2 separate regions of the Homo sapiens genome follow, and region 1 is linked to region 2. Evidence: chromatin contacts called from ENCODE Hi-C or POLR2A ChIA-PET data. All regions are on one chromosome and are shown on one strand. The core of a region is the stretch at or near the end of the contact, and the rest is flanking DNA. Distances in the headings are between cores, read along the strand shown. Region 1 overlaps DCUN1D3 (defective in cullin neddylation 1 domain containing 3). Region 2 holds the start of CRYM (crystallin mu).

Region 1 (3,612 bases), core at 654-3,153, 400 kb before region 2:
CCTGGGCTACAGAGCGAGACTCTGTCTCAAAAAAAAAAAAAAAAACAACTAACCAATCCAATGATCCAGTGATTCTGGCTCCAGGGATTTTAAGGAAGTGTTTTTAAATGATGGGGGAATGGGGAGAAAAGCAGCTTAATCCTAAAGACATCTTTCACTTATATCTAAATTTCCTCAATTTATTCTTTCAAAAGAAGATCAACTTCCTCCTCACACTCCCTCCAAGGAAAAGAAGAGGACAAAGATGATGACCATCTTAAGGTCTAATGAGTAACAGTCCCCTTATCAAAGGTTTAACATCAGGGGTAGAAGGGTCTGGCCCATGGATTGAGTGATTCACATTCCCAGGGAGCAAGAGGCTCATTCAAAAGAGAAATGTGGAATGCCTGGAAATGGTCAATGGGCTGGATTTAGTGTGAAGACTAACATGGGCTGTCAAGCTGCAGACTGGGTCAAAGGACAGATTTGTAGCAGACGTGTCTGCCTTCCCAGCATCCAGGCTCTTCATCAGGTGATTACCCAATTTTCACCAGCAGATCCTTTTCCCTCGCTCTCGGCCATATGGCTGGGTGGGGTTCATAAAGAACTATGGGACTCAGCCCCACCAAGGCCTCACATGCCCCTGGCTTTAATGACTGGACCCAGGATATGCCCATGACAAGCCAGCCAGACAGAATCTCAACCCTGAAAATACAGGAGGCTGGAGATGCTACCAGAAAGAGCTACCAGAGAAAATAAGAATGCCTAGGGGGTCACTGTGAGGATTAAATGGTCCCTGTTTATCACATGGGGCTCAGCTCAAATGCATGTAGAACCCAAAAATGAAATCACCAAGTGGAAAGCAGTATGAAGAGACAAAGGGAAACTGAATTTTGAAGGCATTATTTACACCCTGAATCCAACTGTTCCTAGAGTCAAGATCAAAGCCTGAACTTCACAGGTGTGAGCCAACAAACTCTCCTTTGCATAAGTTAGATATCAGGTTTTCTATCACAACTGAAAGAGTCCCTACCAAGACACAGCTATGTCACTCAGATCTCTTCTATTCAGAGAGCAAAGAGAGAGAAGATCTAATTGCCAGATGTTCTGATTCATGGTTCAGAACCAACTGACTAGGCCACAATTTCTAGTCGAATATATCATAGGACCCTTAGCTGAACAACAGGACCAATGATCCCAAGTTCATGAAAGCTGTCAAATTCCATTATAACTACGTGGACCAGTAGGATGCTATTTAAAAGATGGTATGACTAACTGGCTACAAGAATCTTTCCAATTGCAATTTTTACACCGTTAGACCTCCTTCAAGTAGATATGCCACAGAATACTTCAGGAGCTTTATTCTATTGTGTACATATTTGCTGTCATCATCTTGTTCCCAAAGAGGAACCCCGTCCCAGCATTCAGACACCATGTGAAAGGCTGAAAGCAAAAATCTCTCAGAAGTCTTTCTCTGTACAATAACATGATCAACCTTCCAGCTGAAACAGGTATTTGATCTAAACCATATCCCATGAAACTGAAAGCCCAAATCTAACCTGAACTTGGCTACCCTCTTGGTTTCAATTCCTATCACTGAGACAATTTCTCTTTGATTTTACATGCCGAAGAGCCTATTAAGAAAGTGTTTAAGTTTCAAAGACTGACAGGAAATGCTCATGTTTGCACATCTTTATTTGAATACGTTCTCTGCAGGTTGAAACTTGAGGCCCCAAGGTTTAGGCTTTGATTTTTTTTTTTAAGTTACTTATTTTCACAAATGCTCATGTAGCATGAGGCCCCAGAGTACATTAACATGTGCAAAGATAAGCAGGTAATTAAAAATGGAGCTCTATACCTGTTGGAAGGCACTGTGGTACTGCAAGCTTTGCAAAGTAAGACATCTGATGATTCGTTCCTGCCCACTTCCCACCCACATGACCTGCCAAAATTGCTGCCACCTAATGGCCACCACAATGCTGTCTATTAAAACCCTGCCCTAGCAGCTATGCCCTATTTTAAGAAACAACATAAAAAATTTATAAAATAAAGCAGCAGCACCATAAGTTCTTTCAGTCATCAATAAGTCTGAAGACTCAAAGACAACTATGGCCCCAGAATAAACTGCGTGCGCTCATGCACACACACACACACACACACACACACACACACACACACACACACAAATGTTGCATCCAACAATAGGGGGTCCATGAAATTACATGCAACTTTTCTGAATTGCGTTCAGTGTCTTGACTGTTCTGCAACCAACATTCAATTCTCTCACTCAAAAACCAGTTGCACAGATATTGCAGCTCCTTCAGCTGCTCCAGTATAGTCATGTGCCTTCCAGGAGGGAAAGTACATGCATTGGATGCAAAATGACTAGGTTTGTACAGCCCAGCTCTACCAACTCTCTAGCTCACACTTAACCATATTCCATCTCAGTCTTCTCAGTTGAAAACGGGAACTAAAACAAATCACTGTGAACTAAATGACTATATGCAGAAGAATAAAACTAGATCCCCTCTCTCACACTATATACAAAAATCAAATCAAAGTGGATTGAAGATTTAAATATAAGACATGAAACTATGAAACTACTAGAAGAAAACACTGGGGAAATGATCTAGGACACTGGTCTGGGCAAAGATTTTTTGTGTAAGACCTTAAAAGCACAGGCAACCAAAGCAAAAAGAGACAAATGGGGTTATATCAAGCTAAAAAGCTTCTACACAGCAAAGTAAACAATCAACAATGTGAAGAGACAATCCACAGAATGGGAAAAAAAATCTGCAAACTATCCATCTGACGAGGGATTAACAGCCAGAATATATAAGGAGCTCAAACAACTTAATAGCAAAATAATAATAATAATAATCTGATTTTTATTTTATTTATTTATTTTTTTTGAGACAGAGTCTCACTCTGTCACCCACGCTGGAGTGCAGTGGCATGATCTCGGCTCACTGCAACCAATCACCTCCGAGGTTCAAGTGATTCTCTTGCCTTAGCCTCTCGAGTAGCTGGGATTACAGGCGCATGCCACCAGGCCCAGCTCATTTTTGTATTTTCAGTAGAGACAGTGTTTCACCATGTTGGCCAGGCTGGTCTCAAACTCCTGACCTCAGGTGATCCGCCTGCCTCAGCCTCCCAAAGTGCTGGGATTACAGGCTCGAGCCACTGTGCCCGACTCTAATCTGATTTTTAAATGGGCAAAAGATCTGAATAGATGTTTCTCAAAAGGAGACATGAAAATAGCCAGCAGGTATACGAAAAAATGCTCAACATCACTAATCATCACAGAAATGTAAATAAAAGCCACAACGAAATATTATCTCACCCCAGTTAAAATGGTTATGAAAAAAAAAAAAAACAGAATAATGAATGGCAAGGATGTGGAAAAATGGGAACCCTCGTATACTGTTGGTGGAAATGTTAATGAGTATAGCCACTATGGAAAACAGTATAAAGGGCCCTCAAAAAACTGAAAATAGAACTACTGTATGATCCAGCAATTGCACTACTAGGTATATGTGCAAAGGAAAGAAAATCAATATACTGGAGAGATCTGCACTCCCATGTTTATTGTAGCATTATTCACAATAGCCAAAATATGGAATCCACCTGAGT
Region 2 (3,192 bases), core at 367-2,866:
CTTCTTGGCACATAAGTGCCCAATATGTAGCAGTTAAAATGGCGGTGGTCTTAGAAGAGTCTGGACCTATGGACCGTGGACTTAGACTGAGCAGCTCTGAAGTCCAACCATGCTAATTGTTGGTTACATAAACCTCGGTAAGTTGAACATAGTTGCTCTGACTCGGTTTCCTCATCTATAAAGTGGGAGTAATCATATTACCCATATCATAGAATAGTTTTAAGTATTAAGAGGATTAATAAATGTGAAATGTTTAGAAAAGTGCCTGATGCATTATAAAAAGTACTCCATAAACACAAGCTACTGCTACCTTTTGAAACTATGATTAGATATTAAAACAGGTCACACCGTATACCCCTCTGAAGACTCCCAGGGATTATAGAACACCCCTTCTTTTCCATGTCGACAAGGATTCAGTAAGTAAGTCTTCCCTTGGCTAATGGGTTCATTCAAGCTGCGTATTTGGGGCAACTGAGTATAGGACAAGGACATATGCAAGAATGACAACAAGATTATTATTTCCACACTGTCACATGCTTGAGGCAGCAGTGGGCGCTGGTGCCGTGTTATGCATCCTCAGGCAGTCCTAGAAATAGATACATGGACACAGATAACCTTCACTGTTGCTGGTATCCAGTCACTTGCAGAGGGGCACGCGTAGTCACAATCAAGACTCCCCCTGCTGCGGAGAACTTACTTTTGAGCTTCAATCTGGGCCCAGGGGCCCCATTCCACCCCGGGACAGGAAGTTGCTCACCGCCAGCAGGGTGCCATTGCTGGGCTCAAAGAGTAGCACAGTAGCCTGGTGGGAAGGGACGACCGAGGTGATGCCGCGGTCCTCGTAGAAGGTGACCAACTTGGTGGTCAGTGCATCCTCTGCAGCACTGTAGGCGGGCATGACCCCCAGGTAGCTACAAGGAGAGAGGGAGCAGCTTCAGCCCCTTCCCATCAATGCTGGGGTCTCTTAGAAAGTATCCATATACTTTCCTTTTTCTTTCCTTCCTCACCACCCCACTGGCCCTCTTCCAGCCCCCGCATCCCTCTGCCCTTCCCTTAGACACTATGCACAGTATGTTCAGAAGTCTGGCTCTGGATCAGAAAACCTTTCCAGCTCTGCCACTTAGTAGCTGTGTAAGCTTAGGTAAGTCACTTAACCTCTCTGAGTCTCAGTTTTCCACCAATCAAATGGTGGTATCAATACCTCCCTAGGTGGAGAGTGTGCTGAAATAAACAAGGTAACACCTGTAAAACGCCCACTTAGCACACCGGGTAGCGCCTATTAAAAGTGGCAGCTGTTAGCAACGGTTAGGCAAGCCGTCTCTTCCCTTCTCCCACCCCTCCTCTTCCTGCTCCTCCTTTCCCCGCTTTCCAGTTTCTCCTGCCCCTGACCCCGACCCTCCTCACTCACCCCCTGTGCTTGGTCACCGGCACCACGGTGCGCACGGGCTGCATGACCCCTCCTTCGGGACCGCTGGAGAAGTTGGCCAGGGCCGTCTCTAGAGGCGGGATGAGGAGGCTGGAGCTGCGGAGGTGTTCCTCCACCTCGGCCGCGCTCAGGAACGCTGGTACCCGGCTCATCTCGCCACCTGTGCCTTCTAACCTCAGTCTCCGCACCGCGATCCACGTACCCTCGGCTGTGCCCTTTATGAGCGCGCCCGCTGCTCTGTGGAGCCGCCTGCTGGTCACAGCCCAGCCTCCGGGGGCGGAGCAACCCCGCCCCGCCCCGCCAGCCCTCTCCTCCCCCTTCGCCCACCTCGACCCCTAAGGGTGGGCGAGATGGGTCCCTTCCAGCAACGGATTCCCCAAGATGGACATCGCGGTGGCGTGCTGGGAGTCAATATTGTTTGGTCCACTTTCTCAGTTCCTGTAATCAGCTGTAGCCACATTCCTTGACTTTTGCTTCCTACATAACCCCTCCCTATTAACTCGCTTTTTGCTGCTGTCTAGGTCACCGTGCCTGGGAAAGAATGGACAGGGAAAACGCTAACGGGGCTCCTTTATTTATTAAATTACTGCCTACTGCTAGGAGATAAAAGGAGACGGAGGCTTATTTAATTTTTTTTTCCTTTTAATTCTGTCCCCGTCTAGAGTCTCTTATCCTAGTCTTCCTCCCCCCTGTACCCCCAGATGTCTGGCCTTTGATTGCTAAGAACGCACAGTTTTCTCACAGGCTAACTAACCTAACAAACCTTCGCCTTTAAAGGGGGGAAGTTTGCAGGGCAAGGTGTAATCTTTTCCATCTCACAAAAAGCCAAATTGCAGGATCTTTTCTTCCAGGAGTTTTTACCTGAGATGGGGAAATAAAATCGGAAAGGAATGATGTAAAGCTTAAGGCAATAAATCCTAGTCATCAAATCAGTGATAGGAAAAGTAAGTTAATTCAAAGAAAAGAGAGATGATTTTGACCTGGAGTGGTTAGATAAGGGCTTCATGAAAGAGTGGGGAGAAACCAAGGTCTGAAATAATAATAGTGACGACAACAATGATAACATCAGGTTATTGATCTTTACTATGTACCAGATACTGCACCATGCACTTTATGTATATTATCTCATTTAATTATACAACAACCTCTAAGGTAGGGAGGTGTTGTTATTAGTTTTACTGTCCATTGGAGGCTCTGAGAAGGGAAGAAATTTAGTTCAAGGTCATCCACCAAGTCAGCAGAGGAGCTGGCTTTGCCCATGGTTGGACTTCAGAATTATATTCCTAATCATTAAGCTACTTTGGCAGAAAGAGAGGAAGAGGGCATTACAGGCCAAGTAAAGCCCTGAGGTGGAAGGCATGTTGAATAGCTCTGGGAACAGTGAGTTGCCAGATGTGTTAGGCTGGAATAAGGTGCTGAGGTCTAGGAGCATCAGAAGATAAAACTGAGAACGATTCTTGGAGTCAGGCAGCTGAGAATGGTGATTCCTAGGAAAGAAATTACATGCTCCAAGAGAGTAAGCATTTAGAAAGATGGGTCTTCTGCCAATGCAAAGGATGGAACAGATGAGCGAGAGCAGAGCCTGGGAGAAGGTCAAGAGGCAGGACTGCTGAAGTTGTGCTTTGTGGTATTTTGGTTGGAAGCTACATAGGGCATTTTGTAGGAAATGGTCACATCATGATAAAAGACAGTGGATGAGTAAGTGTCAAAATCAGTACCAATGAAATGAGAAATTGTACATAATGTGTTTAGCAACAGTGCTTGGC

Evidence for each region. A loop is a pair of places that touch in the nucleus more often than their neighbours do. ChIA-PET counts read pairs that join two places held with the same protein, here RNA polymerase II (POLR2A). Pooled maps may share reads with other maps.
Region 1: a loop to region 2 is called in a map with no recorded cell type, with 6 times the contacts of the local background. The contact joins the enhancer-like site here to the promoter of CRYM in region 2. A Hi-C loop is called at or near these places in 8 of 37 single-sample maps with no recorded cell type and 5 of 50 pooled maps. POLR2A ChIA-PET finds 5 or more read pairs at or near these places in 1 of 52 experiments (GM12878).

Annotation. Positions count from the first base shown.
Region 1 is chr16:20,873,093-20,876,704 of GRCh38, forward strand. All of the region lies in intron 1 of DCUN1D3 (defective in cullin neddylation 1 domain containing 3), which reads right to left. Among named protein-coding and RNA genes, the nearest start is that of DCUN1D3, 25 kb to the right of the region's middle. RefSeq lists enhancers at 1,271-1,370, 1,621-1,840 and a silencer at 2,487-2,566. Within about 2 kb of position 1,904, at least 8 of the 41 ENCODE cell types and tissues checked have a DNase peak (open chromatin) inside an H3K27ac peak, as active enhancers do; they include GM12878, where a contact is called at or near this core.
Region 2 is chr16:21,276,674-21,279,865 of GRCh38, forward strand. It overlaps CRYM (crystallin mu), which reads right to left and starts at 1,617. Exons shown (of 8, transcript NM_001376256.1): 1 at 1,409-1,617; 2 at 758-911. The coding sequence starts at 1,578. RefSeq lists an enhancer at 1,409-1,618.